2 separate regions of the Homo sapiens genome follow, and region 2 is linked to region 1. Evidence: chromatin loops called from intact Hi-C (ENCODE). Cell type or tissue: heart left ventricle. All regions are shown on one strand. Links, peaks and the distances in the headings refer to the core of each region. The heading gives the core; the rest is flanking DNA.

Evidence for each region. Hi-C counts contacts between places; a loop is a spot of excess contacts. Peaks named below come from ENCODE experiments on the same cell type or tissue, not always from the same donor. Only the 100,000 strongest peaks of a DNase experiment are listed, where the experiment ranks them.
Region 2: a loop joins it to region 1, with 18 times the contacts of the local background. A loop is called at or near these places in 13 of 110 quality-filtered maps.

The regions. Positions count from the first base shown.
Region 1 is chr6:163,744,625-163,754,668 of GRCh38, forward strand. LOC124901499 (a long non-coding RNA gene) reads left to right here and starts at 4,559. Exons shown (of 2, transcript XR_007059932.1): 1 at 4,559-4,650. RefSeq lists an enhancer at 5,777-6,379. In heart left ventricle, for the core only: no CTCF peak of the experiment used is centred there; DNase peaks (open chromatin) are centred at 1,519 and 4,457; H3K27ac peaks cover 5,545 bases.
Region 2 is chr6:164,095,616-164,105,659 of GRCh38, forward strand. No RefSeq gene overlaps it. Among named protein-coding and RNA genes, the nearest start is that of QKI, 690 kb to the left of the region's middle. In heart left ventricle, for the core only: a CTCF peak has its summit at 2,113; no DNase peak of the experiment used is centred there; H3K27ac peaks cover 3,878 bases.

The DNA of each region.
Region 1 (10,044 bases), core at 1,148-9,147:
GGCACACTCCCAACTTTTCAGGGGTGGTTCCAGATGGTTTCCATTTCCTTGAAGAAACCCAAGAAGACCTCCTTTCCTTGCACTGAAGGGGTCCTGCCAGGTGAGCTGCATGGCCCCACTCTGCCAGGGGCGCAGCTGGGATGGGTGTGGAGAGTAGCCACGTCGGGCATGCAGACATGTGTCTCAGCAGCCGTCCTCCTGCACAGCGGGGCGTATGACAGGCGGGCAGAGAGTCAGTCAGCAAAGCCACCAAGTCTCCCCAGACTTACAACTTCCAGTTCTAATTTGTATTTGTTGTGCTTTGGGATGGTGGTGATTAGTGTCATTTGCTGAAGCCTCCAAAAAATAATTCCCCCCACTTTTTTTTTTTTTTTTTTTTAGTGAAATGTAGTTTTTCAGGCAAACTGTGGTACCCACCCCCATGTTTGTTAGAAAGTTGGACAAAATGTCATCCAGCCGGCAGCTTGGAAAGGAGCTCTGAGCAGTTGGTGGAGGCTCGGTGGGTATTTCCCAGCCATCTAGAACAGAGACTCTATCCTTGCGTGTGCTAGGAACAGCTCAGCCCCATCCCTGTGGCTTCATGGTGGGGTCTCCTGGTTAGAGTCCCAGCTCAGATGCCTCTCTCCACCTTCCCCGACCCGAGGGCGTCAGGGCCTCCACTGTGCCTCCTTCCTGGCTGCCTTATGCTGTGAGCCTTGTCTTGTCGTCGTTTGAACTTCCCCTGGAAACTCTCTATTAGATTTAGAGAACAAAAACAGCCAGTGAAAAATCATAGTTGAAATTTTACAAAGGAATTACATTTTGTATTGCTTTAAAGAATGCATAGTATTCTGATACTAGAGTAACAAAACAGTAAGAGACAGATGTCTTTAGGCAACTATTTAATGAATAAATGAGAGTGATTGAATGGGAGCGTTTAAATTGGGCATTTTCTGTGCAATATTAATTATACTGCATGCTTAGTAAATTCCTTTTTCAAAGATAGTTCAAAGGCAGATGTCAATCTGGTTCTGCCCAGGTTATGTGTCTGCATACATAAACAACTTCCAAATGAATAGAGCATGCGTTAATAAGGTTTTACTAATCTTGGCCACAGGCAGTATTTAAGTCAGCTGTGTTTGACCTCTACCACACTGGACATAAGAAGATTCATTTAAAAGTGGTGTGGCTAAAACTGATCTTTTGAATGGGCTACATTGTACAGGCATTTCAGCTACACTTAATTTTAAAGTGAGGCTTCTCCAGTGGGACCCTAGGATCTGGAGCTTAAACTCTGGAGCATGTTTCCTTTTGTTGGCTGCAAAATAAATGGCTTCTGGATAGAGCAGGCTTGCAGGGAGCCTGGGCCTCCTGGGAGTGCAGGACTGCTTTGGTGATGGGCATGACCCAGGCTTTGAGAAGCCTCTGAGAGTGACTTGTGATGACCTACGTGGGTGATCTATGTGCAGAGCTATGCAGGAGCTGTCAGCAGCCACAGGGGCATGTGCTAGATCTGCCGTGTCTGTCTCTTGTTTTCATGCTGGTATGCTCTCATCAGGCAGGAATGTTGTCTTTTCTGATTAAATTGTGTATGGGCCAGAAGGTGACGATAGGAGAGAAGCTATATACAAGCAACGCTGTCACTCGGCGGGCTCAGGGCTTTTGGCCTGAGAAGACTAAATGACGTAATGGAAAGACCTGGGCTAGAACCTTAGCTCTGTCCTCCAGTAAACGGATGACTTTGGGCCATTTGGTTTCACCTCTTTGCACCTTGGTTTTGTCATTTATAAAACATGGAACAAATAGCTAATAAGGTCAGAATGAAGATTTCTTTTCTTGTTTTTTTTTTTTTTTTTTTGAGACAGCGTCCTGTTCTGTCACCCAGGCTAGAGTGCAGTGGTGCAATCATAGCTCACTGCAGCCTCGAACTCCTGGGCTCCAGGGATCCTCTCATCTCAGCCTTCTGAGTAGCTGGGACTACAGGCACACATCACCATGCCTGGCTGATCGTTTTTATTTCCTTGTAGAGATGGGGTTTTGCTATGTTGCTCAGGCTGGTTTTGAACTCCTGGCCTCAGGGGATCCTCCTGTCTCAGTGTCCCAAAGTGCTGAGATTACAGGTGTGAGCCACCGCTCCTGGCATGATTCCATTATTTAATGTGTATAAATCCCTATTCCAGTGCCTGACACATGGTTGGTGTTCAGTACATAACTATCATCATCATGGTCTGTTTAATTTGGATCTATCTCTATTTTTTGTCTTTTTCTATTTCCCATTTTCCAGTATTCTGAGGGATGGTCATCCTCCTTGCAGAGACAGTTTGCCTGACAGGGTTGGAAGCCCCCACACTGGGAGTGAGTTAGGAACTGCGTTCTTGCCCCTGTGCTGGCTGCAGAGTTCTGGATAGGATATTTGAAAATCCCTGAAAGTGGGGTGCTGTATTAGTCTGTTCTCACACTGCTATTAAAGACATACCCAAGACTGGGTAATTTATAAAGGAAAGAGGTTTAATTGACTCACAGTTCCACATGGCTGGGGAGGCCTCACAATCATGGTGGAAGGTAAATGAGCAGCAAAGTCACGTCTTACATGGCAGCAGGCCAGAGAGTTTGGGTAGGGACTCCCCTTTATAAAACCACCAGATCTCGTGAGACTTAGTCACTATCACGAGAACAGCATGGGAAAGGTCTGCCCTCACTGGCTCTCCCCTGTGACACGTGGGAGTTATGGAAGCTACAATTCAAGATGAGATTTGGGTGGGGACACAGCCAAACCATATCAGGTGCAGACAAGGTCCCCTCTACGGTGTCATCCTGTTCTAAATGTTGACATGAGCCCTGCAGAGTATTCATATTACATTTTGAAAATTGTTTCCCTCATGACTGAGCATTTACTTACTGTTGGATAATAAATCAGATGCTATCCATCTTGGCCAGGAGTGTTAAGAACAGTCTAGAAAGTTCTGCCTGGGAACCCCCCGAGTCCTGTGCTTCAGTTTTGCCTCAGGACTTGGTGTCTGGACACTTGTGCCCTTTCTCAGGTGAGCCCCACCCAGATCGAGGGCATCAGGTCCAGGAACAGGAGGGGCTTCCCCAGCTTATGGGAGGGAAAACTCAACACTGCTGTCTTCATAGAGATGGTTTTGCAATTGGGAATATTCTCTTTAAAAACTCAGAAAATTTCTAGGTAAAACAAGTAAGTTGTGTGATTTTTCCAGCAAGCGTAGAAAAAAGCCAAAACAAAACAGTGCATGCTCTTATCCCTCCATCTTAATACCTCTGAAGAAACAAAGCATGAAGGTTTCATATTCAGAGTTCAAGGAAGAAAAGTTGCTCTGTGATGGTTATTATTTTAAAGGTTTGAAGAGCTATGTATCCCATTTGTATGTGTGGTGAGCTTTGAAGCTAAAATGCAGAGGGATAGAGATGTTGTCCACGAGGGAGTGCCTTAGGGTTGCTCCCAGAGACCAAGGCTTGGCTGGCAGCATGCGGGTCTGACTCGGTGACCCTGACCACCTTAGGTGTGTTCACCTGGGAGAGGAAACCAGGGAGGAACACGGGGGACGTGGGGTCCAATCTTCATGTTCCTGAACAGAACCTGTACTTTTCTGGACCATAAACTCCTGCTCAGCTTTGTCCCCTGGGTTTCTTCAAAGTGGTCACCGTTCACTGGGATGCTCTTCCTGTGCCTTAGCTTGGAGCGGGTCGGGGGCTGCAAACCTCTGGTTCTCATGGGTCCATTCTGTCTGGGGAGCATCAATCAGGATTATGGTCCCATTGCCACCAACAAGCAGAAAGGAGCCACGATGACCACACTGCATGGCTTGTTTGGTCCTGGCTGTGGAGACGCGTGCACCCTTTTCACCTCTCTCCATTAGAGAACAAAATTAAGTAAGCAGAGGTCTGGACTTAAGTCTTCATTTGCTCTTCGAGCTGTGCCACCGTGGGCTGGCTTCTGGGCTCCTCTGGTTTTCAGTTTGCTCACCTGTGAAAGGAGAATAAGAGCACCGCTGGCTTCCCTGGATGGTGGTGAGAACAGAGTGAGGTCATGGGTGTGCAGCATGTCCCAAGCTGCTCTTGTCCTAGGAATGCCGCCAGCATGGGTGGGTCTATGTTTGAACCCAAGTGGTGTTTACTGAAAGGTTCAGACCCACCTGGGGGACCTGAGCATGCTTCCCTGTGGCTCTCTGGGCCTAAGGACACGCAGAGCACCCTGAAAACAAGCCTAACAAAGTAAAAAGGTGGGAAGCTTGAGAAACATCAGGACATGCGAGTGGAGGAGAGGAGGCAGGGGCTCTGAGTGTGGGCTTGCAGCGTCTCTCCTGGTGGCCCAGCCACTCCTCACTCTCAGCACACAAACCGGGGAGGCCGCAGCAAAACCAAAGGCAAAGAACGGCCTCCTGAGACCTTGGTGGGGCAGGGGGGCTGGGCGGCCTCGCAGGGACCCCTCCGACAGCCACGGTGCTAAGTGGCAGAGAGGCCTCCTCTCAGCTGGCTGAGGGCGGGGGCTCCAGCAGGGCTGGCAGCCTGTCCTGGAGCACAGCCCGTGCCCAAAGTGGCTCCCACACCAAGCGTGGTGGGAGCTGGGCCGCACTGGGGGATGGGACTGGCTGCTCTGGAAGCATCGAGAAGTAGTGTCCTCCAGAGGAGGTAGAACCAGAGATCTCGCAGGTACGAGGGGAACAGATGGGGTGAGGGGCCGGGGGATGTCACTGCTGCAGATCGCCCCAGTGGAGGCCAGGAAGGCAGAGGAGGCAGACAGAGGGGCCCTGTGGGCACCCGCAGAGCAGTTTTATAAATATGTCCCCGCTGGGACACCAAAGAATTTGGGGGAGGGTGGAAGCCCTGCAGGTTCAGGGGAGGGTTAGGGCAAGACAAAATAAACAGCATCCATTTCTCTTAATAGTGACCCTCCTTGTAGAATCTGCTTGGAATAGCCTTGGGGAGCATGCATTGTGAGTTACTTGTTATTAATATCTAGTTCTCAAAATACTTTCCCCTTTCAAAAAGCTGTGCGTATGCATTCTTGTCACCCATTGACAGTGCCTGCCTTCTTGATAGCTCACAGACATCAAAATGGCTTTTTCTTCACTGTCAGGGCTGCAAAGCGCATAGGGTGGGCACATTGCCACGGTTGGTCCATAGAGCAGTCTACTAGCAAATGCTTCAGAAGTTTCATTAGCTAGGAGCGGGGAGGATGTTAGGAGGTGCAGGATTCTTCTCTGTCTTAAAGGACTTACAATCTGGTTGGGAAAATAAACCCTACACAGGCAAAAAGCAATTAATATTTGCTTTGAAATTCAGAGATGGATGGTTCCATGGAGCCCTAGCACCCTTATCAGAGAAGGGCGATGCCACCATCACAAACCTCCCCTGATAAGAGGAAGAGATGGGTTTGCCATTACCCTGAGCACAGAAGGCAGTTTCCCTGGAATTCTAATGCATTGCAATGAGGCTTAACATATCAATTTTTAAAAAATGGTCATGCGTCTGTTTGAAAACAAACCTGAGAGTTAGCTGTATATAAATGCACACGCGTCGTCTATTTCTAATACCCACACTCGCTTTATTTCTAGGTTTCCTTTTTCTGCCCCCTCCTTTTTGGTGCATATTTAACACTCACGTTATTGCAAAGCAGCCTGGGATGAGCCACTTAGGACCATCTTGGCTCCCATTACACTTATGTCTCTTAGTTAAGGATGCTAATTCTCGCAACTCCTCATCTGCCTCTGTACTCCTCTGGATTCTTAAGGCGATGCTAATCAGTTCTCGCTCCACAGCTGTCTCCCACCCCTCACGGTGACGGTGGGGACTTTCCTGCACCACGGCAATCCCTCAAGTCTGCCTCCCTCCCTGTCCTCCCATCCATTCGGCTTCTCTTCAACCAGGACTTCTCGTGGGCTAACTGCCTGGAGTCCAGATTCCCCTGTTCAACTGCTTGCCAAGACTTCGCGCCAAGCCATTCGTGCTGGGTGCTCTGGAGAATGAATGAGGGAAGGAACCGAGCAGGCCTGCTTTGTTGTGTTGTAGTTGGGTCGCTTGACAGCGCCGTGTGTGAGGCAGGAGGGCATGTGGGCAAGCTGGGACATCATCACAGCCTCCCTCCCACGGCCTGGCACCCCTTCATCCCACAGAGGCCAGAGTCCCCACTCGCAAATGCCTGGCCCAGCACATGCTGCGAAGAGGCCGTGGGTAGTTTCCTCTGGAAGCAATTCATTCTCATTGCTGTCTGGGGTTTCCTCCCTCTGAATGTTCTGCTGATTTTTCGCCGCACCACAAGCCTCAACGCGGCATGCGCCAGGTGCCCCAGGCTTCCCCCGGCTGCGCCTTCCTTGCTGTGAGTGCCACAGCAGCCGGTGCTCCTCCAGGCCATGGCTGCAAAAAGGGAAAGGGAGAAAAAAGATTCGAGTTTGTCACAGTGGAACCCAAAGCTTGGTAGTCGGATGACATCCCCATAATTGAAGTATTTATGTGTCTAAATATTTCACTGTCGTCGGCAAGTAAACACGAGGTGCGTGTGGGTGAATCTTTCACACCCAGGCAGCCGCCTACTCAGGCGGGCCCACACTTGTAACCTTGTGGCTTTTCTTGGAACACTGGAAGGATTTTCTCTCCTTGAGTTCCCATTAATTTAAATCAAAACTAAAGTTCACGGTGTCTCTCTTCTGCTGGTGACATTTTCCACTTCACACATTGTCAACCTCATTTAACATGTTGCTACTCGGCTGCGGTCACCTCCGCGGGAACGGCACACCCAAACAGCAGCAGCTTTTCTTCCTGCCCTTCAGACTCCTCTCTTCCTCCCACCTCCTCCTCCTCCCTCCTCCTCCCTCCCCGCAGCCCTAATCCAGGCAGGAATTCGGGCCTGCGCGGCCCTGCCCACCGTGGCAGCCAGGGATGTCCAGCCCTGGTCTCTGTTCTCCAGGGCGTTTCCACGGGACCCAGGTGTCGGAAATGCCTCACAATAAAATGAACCTAAACAACGTATCCCTGTGGTGGAGCAGTCCCTGGAAGGCAGGAGAGAAAGGCCAGATGGAACACTGAACAAAGGAAAGGAGGAGGCGATGATCCCCAAATGAAGGGCGACTGATTGTCCTCGGGCCAAGTTAGGGCTAGAGTAATATTCGGTTGTGATGTCTGGAGACATATTTAAAAATACAACTACTGTTGGCTGGGTGTGGTGGCTCACGCTCGTAATCCCAGCACTTTGGGAGGCTGAGGCAGGTGGATCACTGGAGGCCAGGACTTTGAGACCAGCCTGGCCAACATGGCAAAACCATGTCTCTACTAAAAGTACAAAAATTAGCCAGGCTGGTGGCATATGCCTGTTATGCCAGCTACTTGGGAGGCTGAAGCACTAGAATTGTCTGAGCCCGGGAGGCGGAGGTTGCAGTGAGCCAAGATTGTGCCACTGCACTCCAGCCTGGGCAACAAAATTCAGATTTCTAGCTTCTCTGTAAAGACGGATCTGCCAGCTCAGGCCTGCGTTTCCTTGTGGCCTTTGCTGGGCCTGCACTCCCAACGCGCCGCCCTCCTCGCAGCCTTAGCTCTGTTGCGGACCTGAGCTTTTCAACTTTTGCCAGTCAAGCCGCGTGCTGCCACCTGCATGCTCCCTTTGCACAGAAGCTAGAGGAAAGGCCTGCACACTCAGACTACTTGATCCAGGCCCATTTCATTGCATGCTTGGGTTACGTATGTAGCCTTTGCATACTTCCCCTAATATAAGAAGGCAGGCTTTAGGAGGGAGTCTGGGTTTCCTTCATAAAGTCAAATATCCCACCAAGAGCAGCATTCAACAGAAACATTCCATAGCAGGTGCTAGTGTGGCTCCGGCCTCTCTCTCCCTCACCAGGATGCTGGTTCTGTGGGGCAGGGGCTTGGTCTCAACTGTTGCCACACCACCAGAGACTGGGCGCGGAGAGGGCCACGCTTGTCTGAAATGTCAAGTAAATGAGAATACAACAGAGAATACGAAGGGTCTCTTCTCTTCAGGTGGACGTCTAAATCAGAATCAGAAGACGGGAGGAATTTTTCCAGCTGAGGTCAGAATGAGAAGGCGTGGCCCGGCACAGCAGGAGCAAGGGCAGAGAGGTTGGAGAGCATGGGCTATGCGGGGAATTGCATGGTTTGCAGAATGGTTGGAGGGATCAGAGGTAGAGGAACGGGGCTGCCAGTGAAGAGAGAGAGAGACCGAAAACTTAGGCAGGAGCAGGATCGTGGAGGACGCCTCAGTTATTTTAGGGGGTTTGGAATGGGTCCCTGGGAAGGTGACGGGTAACAGTGAGAAGCCGAGGAGGCACAGCAGGAGAGAAATAACCTCCAGAGCCAGGACGGAACAGAGAAGAAAGACATCTTTTCATTTCTTTCTTTCTTTTTTTTTTTTTTTTTTTTGAGATGGAGTCTCACTCTGTCACCCAGGCTAGAGTGCAGTGGCGCGATCTCAGCTCACTGCAACCTCCACCTCCCAGGTTCAAGCGATTCTCCCACCTCAGGCTCCCGAGTAGCTGGGACTACAGGCGCACACCACCATGCCTGGCTAACTTTTTCGTATTTTTTGGTAGAGATGGAGTTTCTTCATGTTGGCCAGGCTAGTCTTGAACTCCTGACCTCAGGCGATCTCCCTGCCTTGGCCTCCCGAAGTGCTGGGATTACAGGCATGAGCCATGGCACCAGGCTGGAAAGACACCTTTTCAGCATCCAGGGGTGGAACAGGCAGCCCCTCTAGAGGGCTGAGGGGAGACCTGCCTCTGAGTGGAGTTAGTCTGCAGTTAGGACTGGAAGTGGGAGAAATGCCAGCTCTGGAATCAGACAGCCTGGGTTTCAATGGCAGCTGTCATACTTGTCTGATCTTGGGAAAAATCCTTAACTTCTCAGAGCCTTGGTATTCTCATTTGCAAAATGAGAAAAATGATACTAACCATGTATGATGGTTGTGTAAATTTTGTGAAAGCAGTTCTACGAACAAGGCCTTGACAGCAGTGGTGAGAAATGAATAGATTGGAGCCGTTGCCTACAATGGCTGCCATGGTGTGAGTCATAGCAGACCTGCAGTAGACCTTCTAGTACCTAGAAGACAAGAAAACTTCTGTTCCTTGAATTCAGTGAAGATGCCTGACCAGACAGGAAATTGAGGCCCAAGGAATACTTCCAAAAACTTGTCTTTACAGAGTGGGATAGAAATGCATTAAGGCAAATGTGTCTGCTAGGTCAGCTGTCATGAAGAACCACAGACTGGGTGGTTGAATTAACAGCAGTTTACTGTCCCCATTCAGGAGGCTGAAGTCCAGGATCAAGGTGTCAGCAGGGCTGGTTCCTTGCAAGGCTGTGAGGCGGAATCTGTTCCAGGCCTCTCCTCTGGCTTCTGGTGGTAGCCTTGGGTGATCCTTGGCTTGTGTGCCCGTGCCCATTGCCCTCATCTCAGCCTTCATCTTCACTTGGTGTTCTCCCTGTGAGTGCTTGTGTCCAAAGTACCTTTTCTTTGAGACGGAGTCTCACTCTGTCACCCAGACTGGAGTGCAGTGGCACGATCTCGGCTCACTGCAAGCTCCACCTCCTGGGTTCATGCCATTCTTCTGCCTCAGCCTCCCTAGTAGCTGGGACTGCAGGTGCCCGCCACCACGCCTGGCTAATTTTTTGTATTTTTTTTTTTAGTAGAAATGGGGTTTCACCATATTCGCCAGGATGGTCTTGATCTCCTGACCTCATGATCCACCTAACTCGCCTCCCAAAGTGCTGGGATTACAGGCGTGAGCCACCACGCCCAGCCCAAAGTACCTTTTCTTTTTGAGACAGAGTCTTGCTCTGTCACCCAGGCTGGAGTGCAGTGGCACGATCTTGGCTCACTACAAGCCCTGCCTTGGGTTCACACCATTCTCCTGTCTCAGCCTCCAGAGTAGCTGGGACTACAGGCGCCCGCCACCACACCCGGCTAATTGTTTTGTATTTTTAGTAGAGACGGGGTTTCACTGTATTAGCCAGGATGGTCTTGATCTCCTGACCTCGTGATCTGCCCACCTCGGTCTCCCAAAGTGCTGGGATTACAGGCGTGAGCCACCGCACTTGGCC
Region 2 (10,044 bases), core at 765-8,764, 350 kb after region 1:
GAATTCTAGTAGGCGTTTAGACATACTGAGCTGAAGCTCTGCATAGAAAAATAGCAGCCATGAGCAAATAAAGAGTAATTAAAGCCAAAAGTGTGTATACATCTCCAAAAGCAAGAAAAGAAAAGGTTCAGATGAAACCCTCCAGGAAAGCAAAAAAAAAAAATGTTCTCCCTCCTCCCCAGAAAGAAATAAATAGATGGTGAAAGCAAATCCTGTTGATGAAGGTGAGAAAAAAGTAGGAGGACAACCAGGAGATCATGGTGTTCAGGAAAACCAGGGAAGAAGGCATCCAAAGAATAAAAGAGTGGGCAACAGTGCAAAATGTTCTAGAGGGACCAAATAAGTGCAGGCCTGGAAAGGATCACTTGAAGGCCTTGGCTGTCATGGGTGATCTTGTCACAAAGGCAGATCCTGAGGGTCAGGTTCAGAGAGGCAGGAAGTTGGTAAACGGTAATAACTGGACCCAGAAAGCATAAATGACTCTTTTGAGAAGTGTTCCTTCTCAAAAGCAACACTTTTGAGAAGGGTAGCTGTATTAGTCTGTTCTCACGCTGCTAATAAAGACATACCCAAGACGGGGTAATTTATAAAGAAAAGAGGTTTAATTGACTCACAGTTTAGCCCAGCTGAGGAAGCCTCAGGAAACTTATGATCATGGTAGAAGGGGAAGCAAACACATCCTTCTTCACATGGTGGCAGGGAAGAGAAGAATGAGTGCCCAGCAAAGGGGGAAGCCCCTTATAAAACCATCAGCTCTTGTGAGATCTGACTCACTATCATGAGAACAGGATGGGGAAACTGCCCCCATATTTTAATTGTCTCCGCCTGGTCCCTCCCACGATATATGGGAATTACAGGAACTACAATTCAAGACGAGATTTGTGTGGGGAAACAGCCAAACCATATCAGTAGCCAAGCAATATCATATTAATTAGAGGGGATTTTGGAATCCAGGGAGGCTGGAGTTTCTGTTGTTGCGTTTTTTTTTTTTGTTTTTTTGTTTTTTTTTTTCACAGTCATGGAGGCTAGAACTGAAGAAATCAAGGTGTCAGCAGGGTTGTGAAGAAGGACTGGCTCCAGGCCCCTCTCTCTGGCTTGCAGATGACTGTCTTCAGGCTCACATAGCATTCTCCAACTTTCTCCTTTTTTTTTTTTTTTCTTGAGACGGAGTCTCGCTCTGTCACCCAGGCTAGAGTGCAGTGGTATGATCGTGGCTCACTGCAAGCTCTGCCTCTTGGGTTCATGCCATTCTCCTGCCTCAGCTTCCCGAGTAGCTGGGACTGCAGGCGCCCACCACCACGCCCGGCTAATTTTTTGTATTTTTAGCAGAGTCGGGGTTTCACCATGTTAGCCAGGATGGTCTCGATCTCCTGACCTCCTAATCCGCCCGCCTCAGCCTCCCAAAGTGCTGGGATTACAGGCATGAGCCACCGCGCCCGGCCTGTTGCTGCTGTTTTGTTTTCTTGTTTTAGATTTTAGAAAGTGGGCTGAAATCCTTCTGCAGGATGGTCAGCTCCAGAAGCCATGTGTTTTATCCACCAACACATCCTCATCAACCTCAGTGCCTGGCACAGAGCTGGTGGTCAATGAATATTTGTTGTGTGTGTGGATATGCAAATGAACACAAGCAAAGCAGGGCAGATGCATAGGAGAAAGGGGTCACTGATGAACGCTCTAGCATGGTGGGTCCTGGTCTGCTCTACTCTGAGTTGGTCCGTGCTGGTCAGTATGGAAACCTCCAGTTACGTTCTAGTCAAGGAGGCCCTGAGGGAATGTCTTCCAGCCCTGTATTCATTAGGCAGGCATTCACGAGGATGATCTTCAAATAACTGACACTTACTGTTCACTCACTAACACAAATTCCTGCAAGTTGGATTTTAGCTTCCTTTATAGATCTCTTGCTGTTTCATATCCTGCATAAACTTTTATTTTCTACTTTACTTGGATAATGTCCTATATCATTCTGCCCTACCTCTCTTTCTCTAATCAAACTGACATCTGGTCCCTTGTTCTCAATTACTTTACTGTAAAGAGAAAAGTCTCCATGGGCGACACTCCGGGAGTCTAGAAACCGTGGTGAGTTCCTTTGACTCACTCTTGCCCCCTTCTGCTGGTTTCTCTGTACCTGCAGGCCTCTGGGCTGGCCTTGTGCTGTTGCATGGTATGGTTAGGCTCTGAGGCTTTTATAAGCACAGGTTCTTCTAGAATTCAGCCTGTCACATATTTGCAGAGTCTCTGTTGATAGAATTGTAGGAAGGGAAACTTGGAAGTTTAGGCATCTATTTCCTATGGGCTTCTAAGCTCAGCTTTGGACCCCACGCTGGGCCTGATGGTTCCCCACTTTCAACTCTAGGAATCTCTTTCTGGCAGACTTCCTCACAACTCCTGCACACTTCCTGCTCCCTCAACAGGAAGCACTGCAAATGAGCTGTCCTCGCGTTCTTTCCGAGTTTCTGCTTCCCTCTAGAATAAGGAAATGCTATTACGCATAGCAGTTGGAAATTAAACAAAAGGAAATGAGCCTAACCAAACAATAATTATCCATCACATACTCACACACACCACACACGGGGAGGTGGGACTGGGGGTTGCAAACGCACACAGCTTTAATGATCATAAAATAGAACCAGGACTACTTGGACTAAAGTGAGTCCAACTTTTCCAGAAGGCAGTATGATGTAAGAATATAGGCTGTGTGTGAGTCATGCTTTGATAATTCAGCTGAGTGACTTTGGACAAGTTATTTGAACTTTCTGAGTCTCAGATGCCTCATATATTTAACGGAGATACCATATGCTCATTGAAGGGATTAAGTGAACGAACTCCTTAAAAGCTCAGCTCGGTGGCTGGCACATCAGCAAAATGCTTATCATTCAGAATAATAATTATTAATTACCCTACTTTGTCTATAGGAAATGGTGATGCTTTAAGTTTATAGAAAATTTATCCTGAGAATATAAAAGGTCATGCTATTTGAAGCAACACTATAGAGAAGACCATGAAGAACAGAATCTGTGTTGAGTTATTGATCTACACATTATACTGGGGAGTGCAATGGATCGTATCAATAACCGTTTGATTCAACTCAGCATATTTTCAGCAACTTCAAGTATACCATTCTGATAGAATTGAGGGCAAAGGTTTTCTCTCTCTCTAATTTATCCAAATATAAAAAACTCTGGGCTTTTTCCATGCAACACAAACACTGGGGTTTTAAATTACATTTTTCAACTCTGATCTAGATATTTGGCACTGTGTAGACAGAGCCTGGAAACTCCTCAAAGGAGTGCAAAACAAGACAAACAGCTTAGCACGAGGATGGATGTTGTGTTTGTCTAGCGCCTGTGACAATGACACTAATCCAAAGTCCACACCCAAGGGAATGTGCATCAACACACTTGAAAATGTAGCTGCGAGCTGCATCGGTCCTATGTGGAGCTGCTGAGCCAGGGGACATGCTGTAAGCGAGCTCAGCATGACAGGAACGGCAGTCACAAACCCTTATCTTCAGCCGAGTTCACACCCTTGAGAACACCGTGAGCAAGGACAGCTGATGTGAAGCAAGAAGGCTGACGTCACTGTTGAGTGTGGAGCACAAGATGTACATATAGAATAAAAATAACTACTTGCTGGCCTGTTTATTCATGCACCCAAAAGCCCTTCAGACTTGGTTGACATTTCATGCTAAATAACGGTAATGACGAATGGAAGTTCTGCCATTTTCCTGTCATTTTTGTTTTGTTCTTCCTCTTTCCCTCTCATTTCCCCTTCCCCATTTTTAAAGCTCTGAATAACAGCCAGACATAAAAAGCCAACTTGAGGCTCATCGGGGTGATCTGCGTCAGTCATCCCCCACCCCTGGACTGTGTGAACGCAGAGGCCGACTCTCTGAGTGAGGCTTCCAGGTGCTGCAAAACGCTCCATTCATAGGGACACTGAGTGTAAAAAGAAAGCTGCCCATGGGTAAAAGGAACACAAAACACAATGAGAGAGTGATCGTTCTCAGAGTGACACTGGGGCCTCTGCGGGAAAGCTAGGCAACACAGTGCAGATGAAAGAAAGGCAGAAAAAACATTTTGGCCAGAGCAGATGCGAAACCGTTAGAGTGAAAAGAACAGGCTCGCTCTTGACTCGCTGGGGCAGATCTCGCCGCAGGGCAGCAGGCGGTGCTGGTCCAGATACTCTGGGGAGTCTGCGCGGTGTGCCCGGAGCCCCTGGGCGAACACGGGGCACGTTGCTGAGAAGCAGTATTTTGTGTCTCTCATTCATTCCCAGTTAATCTCTTAAGTTTTCTTCAGCAACAGAACTTATTTGTAATGCCATGTGCTCTATTGTCTCTTGGGGATAAATAATTAATTTCTACTAGGCTACACCTTGGCTTTAAAATAATTCGTGAAAATCTCAAGGGAAGTCATCAATTTAGAGAGGAAATCAAAATTGGGAAACTTGATTAACCTTATTTCAGGGAGTGTGGGATCATATGAACAAACTGCATAATTTTTTGTAACTTTTGAAACTCTCTTTTTCTATATTCCTTCATTGCTATCTAAGCATGCTGCGTACATATTTTTATCTCTAATATACTTACATTTCTATGTGTGTATTAATTTCACAGATTTGATTCCTATGTTGTTGTCTATTATTTACATATGTATACATTCATACTCTAACTCAGTTTGGTAGACCTGAAAAATAAGCCCAGTATGCTTTAACTAGAACATGAGATGGTCAACAAACAAGTCCTATATTCATTCCAATTCCTTCCTTCTCCTGTGGTCCCAGACCCCCTTCACCCCCAGCCTGGACCACTGCAATGGCCTCCTACGGGCTCCTGCTCAGTCCACGTGCCCCCTGCTCCCTGGTCTCCACACACAGCTACAGTGGTGTTTAAAAAAATGTCACAAATCATGACATTCCCTTACTTTAAACCTCCAATGAAAGGAAACCTACGGATCAAAAGAGACTTATGCCAAATACCCACTAGTTGTAATATATGAACTTTATTAAGATCCTGATTCAAGCAAACTGAAGCAAAAATTATACACACATCAACCTTTAAACACTGACACAATATTGGATCATGTTAATTTGTTGTTCTTAAAATATTCTTCAATGTTCCCGCGTGATACATGCAGAATTATTTATGGGTGAAATGAAACCATATTTGGAGTTTGCATTAAAATCTGGGTGGGCTGGGGAGGACTGGGTGGGATGTGGATGAAAGAGGAGGTTCAGGAGTGGTTGATTGTGGGAGCTTGGCAATGCCTCTTGGTTACTTGTGGTACCATTCGATATACCTTCGAGTATGTTTAGCATCAATTGTGTTTTTAAAACCAGAAATATATGACAAAACAGAGCCCTCCGCAGACTTACAACTGAACTTTGGCTCATCCCAGGCCTGCGGACTGGACTCTCTCCTCCACCTGCAGGCTCCTCTCCTCCACCTGTAGGCTCCCCTCCTCCACCTGCAGGTCCCTCTCCTCCACCTGCAGGCCCCCCTTCTCCACCTGCAGGCCCCCCTTCTCTACCTGCAGGCCCCCCTCCTCCACCTGCAGGCCACCCTCCTCCATCTGCAGCCCCCCTCCTCCATCTGCAGCCCCCCTCCTCCACCTGCAGGACCCCCTCCTCCACCTGCAGGCCACCCTCCTCCATCTGCAGCCCCCCTCCTCCACCTGCAGGCCCCCTCCTCCACCTGCAGGCCCCCCTCCTCCACATGCAGGGTCCCCTCCTCCACCTGGAGGCCCCCCTCCTCCACATGCAGGTCCCCCTCCTCCACATGCAGGCTCCCCTCCTCCACCTGCAGGCTCCCCTCCTCCACCTGCAGGCCCCCCTCCTCCACCTGCAGGTCCCCCTCCTCCACCTGCAGGCTCCCCTCCTCCACCTGCAGGCTCCCCTCCTCCACCTGCAGGCTCCCCTCCTCCACCTGCAGGCTCCCCTCCTCCACCTGCAGGTCCCTCTTCTCCACCTGCAGGCTCCCCTCCTCCACCTGCAGGCTCCTCTCCTCCACCTGCAGGCTCCTCTCCTCCACCTGCAGGCTCTTCTCCTCCACCTGCAGGCTCCTCTCCTCCACCTGCAGGCTCCTCTCCTCCACCTGCAGGCTCTTCTTCTCCACCTGCAGGCTCCCCTCCTCCACCTGCAGGCTCTTCTCCTCCACCTGCAGGCTCCCCTCCTCCACCTGCAGGCTCCCCTCCTCCACCTGCAGGCTCTTCTCCTCCACATGCAGGCTCTCCTGCACCCCAGGTCACTACCTTGGTTTCCTTGGGTTCCTCCAGCACTTGCTGCACATCCTGGCCAGGAGTCTCAGTATCTGTTCTTCCCTCAGCCAGGTCCTTCACATCACTGGGGCCTCAAGTCAAAGGCCATCTCCCAAGACGCTTTCCCTGGGAAGTCACCAGGTTTTGTCTCTAGCTGCCCTGCTTTGTCCCCTTCCTATGCATTGTTTTTTTTTTTTTTCTGGTTTATGACAGCCTTCCTGCAGAGGACAATGGCTCCTGGGCAGCTGCGACCTGCCCTGAATTTCCATTCCTTTACCCCAGAATCTACTATAAAATAGAGCCTGGTGCATTCAATAAATATTTGTTGAATGAATAAATAAATGTTATAATCCCCAGTGACAAAGCAAAATCCATTATTATGTGTGTTAAATCTTTCCTTTTCTATGTTTTCAGAATTAGATTGATAGGAACAGAAAGAAAGGGTTGATTGTTTTCTTATACTCCTTCTCTCTTGCTCTCTCTCTCTCTCTCTGAAAATTACAACGGGAGAAAAAAATAAGAGGAAACTAAATGTGCACTGTTTCTTCTAAGAACATACTCCAATTAGTGGCAATACTGTGAAAAGTAGGCAAATGGAGAAAAATTCTTTCCTCCCCCTAAACAATCTTCCACTTTTCCCACTTTTCTCTCTCCTTGATTCTCTGTGTAAGGAGCTGGTATAACCATGATTCAGAAAACTCCAACCCAGCTGCAAATGAACTAATCATTTGTTAGGAAATAGACCTTAAATAATGAAAATAGACTTTCCCCCTTCCAACTTCAAAAGTATTTCACTGTTTTTCTCTTCTTCTTCCAACTCCATAATCCTCTGCTCCAGCAATGGCCCCTCCCCCTCCTCCCCAGGTGGTCTCTTTGTATTAATGCAGGGTCATAGCGAAGCAGTTGCTTCTGATATTCTACCAAATTCCATTAAAAATGAAACATATATGTTACTCCGATTTTATGTCTTGTCAGTCAGAAGCATGGGACACATTTTGCCGAAGGGGAAAGAGCCATGGAAGCCAAGGGGTTAAACTCATTTTTAATTTGCCCACAGATGGATGCACCCAGCTTTTCCTTTATCTGAGAAGCCTACATCCATAGGACTGCAATAACAAATATCCAGGAAGCTGCATTCACTGTGAAATTTAACAAAGGGAATTAGCCACAGTATGTGAACAGTAACTTTAAATAGCAGAAGCGACAAAGAGAACTGTGGCTGATAAATGAAAACTAGTAATTACAATATTAGTACCCTTTCCACATTAAGTTTCTAAGCCACATTAAAAGGTTGCTCACAATTCCACTTTTCCTTTCTCTCATCAAAATAGAGCAAAATAAAATATAATAGAGACAAATTGCCAGCATAAAATATTCTTACACATAATGCAATTTCTAACTGTAACAATTAATTTTAAAATATTTTTTAAAAACTTAAAAATATTTTTATAAAGATTATTTTACCAGGCCAGCCCCAAGGGAAGACGCGAAACAAACCTCATTTTTCTCAGCCTTCATCCAGGAGGAATGGACTGTAGACTTTCTCTTTAATATTTAATCTAAACTTTATTAATTTTTTTTAAAATAAAAAGATTCTGTGTCTAATTTATGCTCACCTCCAGGACTGCTCTAAAGCATGGCTCATGTGATGTAAGGCCTACATAAAAGGCCGTATTATCTGGAGCTTTCTTTATTATCATTTTAGTTTAGCCATATTTTTCTTTCTTAGCTTTAAAAAGCATTGATCTGAAACAAGCCCTCGCACTGAAACCGTCTACACTGCAAGAACGCTATGGAAAGGAAAGCAGAAAAATAGCAGGGCTTCTATTCTCTGAAGACCCATCACCAGGAGCTGCAGGCTACCATCATTCCACTTCCCACCATTCAGCTGATGAGAAAGTGAAAAGCGTGCCCCAAGAATGGTTTTCCATATCAACAGCCTTCAGAATGAGATGCACTGGGCCTGTCTCATCTAGTCCTCTGTAGTTGATTCTTCTCACCTGATGAACTGTTTTCATTCTTGGCTGAACATTTTAAGAAGGCCAAAAATAGACACATGGGTATCCTAGCATAATAAGTGAAATGAAAACCAATAGGAAGCTGCAGATGCTTAGAAAACTAATCACTTAATGGACACATAGTGGACCTTTAATCCTTTGAAGGCCTGTCAAGGAGATGAAGTAGACTTATTCTGTGTGATTCTAGAAGGGTAGAACTAAGATCAACAGGTGGAAGTTGCATGATGAAATATTATAACCCAACATAAGAATTTTCTCGCAATTAGACTCGTTTAAAAAATAAATCGATCTCCTTGCAAAGTAGGCAACTCCTGATCCCTGGCAGGGCCCCAGAGTCATGGACTGATGCCACTGTCCGGTGTACTACTGACTACTGAAAAGTTTGGTGCCTTACCATGTGGCAGAGATTGCTACTTGTCCACAGAAATTCAGCCTTTCCCAACCACAGAAAACACTTGTCCCTAAGAAATGGCTGCTGAGCTGGCGACCCCACTTCTCAGCCTCGTTTCCATACCTCTGGGGTCTTGTGAGACGTTCTCACCATGAGAATGTGAGCAGAAGCCATATTGTCATATCTAAGCCATAGTTGTTAGGGAGCCGGTGGCCATCTTCACCCTCTCCTCCTCCATCTGCGGTTTGGATGCTGACGACTTGGAGTCACAGGAAGGAAGGAGGCTCAGGCCTTGAAAGCTGCTCATAGACCAAGAACACGTGCACTAGATGGATATATAAGCCAGAGTTAAGCCAGTGTAATCTGGGGATTTATTTATTTTTTACAGCAGCCACCATTATCCTAATAATGTCTTCTTCCAAATGTAAAGAGAGTGTTGATTCTCAGTAAATATGTGTTATTTCTGAAATTTATGAATTACATAGGAATTCTAGAAATTTCTCTCTTCAGGCATTGCCACTAGGACAAATGGTCAGGAATCTGACTTGTTTTAGTCCTAGTTAAGAGCCCCTGTCGTGGATAGTCTAAGCCAAACCTTCCCAAACAGCTAAAATGGAAGCTGTAATTCAGCAGGCACATAGTTCCTTACTTCACACGCCCTCTGAGTCATTTTTAGACCTTGGGCACCATATAGACCTTGAGCAGCTTGGGGGACACTGGATCTTGAATTGTTTCCTAATTACTTTAATTTTTATTGAAAAAAAATGGGGCCACAGGCAACAAAAGGGATCCTAATTGGGACTAGGATGGTAATTCCGCTATTGGGCGAGAGACAAGTATATTAACCAGAAACCAAGACTCTTCCTGAAGGACAACTGAGAACATTTGCCTCCTCAGACTTGCCAAGGCATGACAGGTGTGGTCTGTGAAACTGGGTTTCTTCCATGCGCACCTCATTCTTTTTTTCCTTTTTAAAGGACATTTAATTTCCATGTAACTGTGACGGCTGGAGTCACCCTTAGCACCAAAACAGCACGGGTGGTGAAGGTGCCACCTCAATTAAACATTCATATCTTTATACCATGCTCTGTGGCCATTAGGAATTATGTATTGAAATTGTTTGGGTTGAAAATATGGGTCATCTTTTGTAGAGCAGGGGGCCTGAGGCAACAAGAGGTTAATCCTTTGTCAGGGGCTGTGTCAACCCACGGCAAAACCTGGTTCAGAAGCCGACGTGTTTATTTCCCTTTGCCGCACTCAGTTGGACTCAGAGAATGTTACTGCTAAAAGATCAAACCTTTATCTCAAGCCAGATTCCTGCAGCGGGAGGGGAGGGGATGAACAACCAGCTTGTTTTTCTGTTGTGTGCTTAGTCTAATCT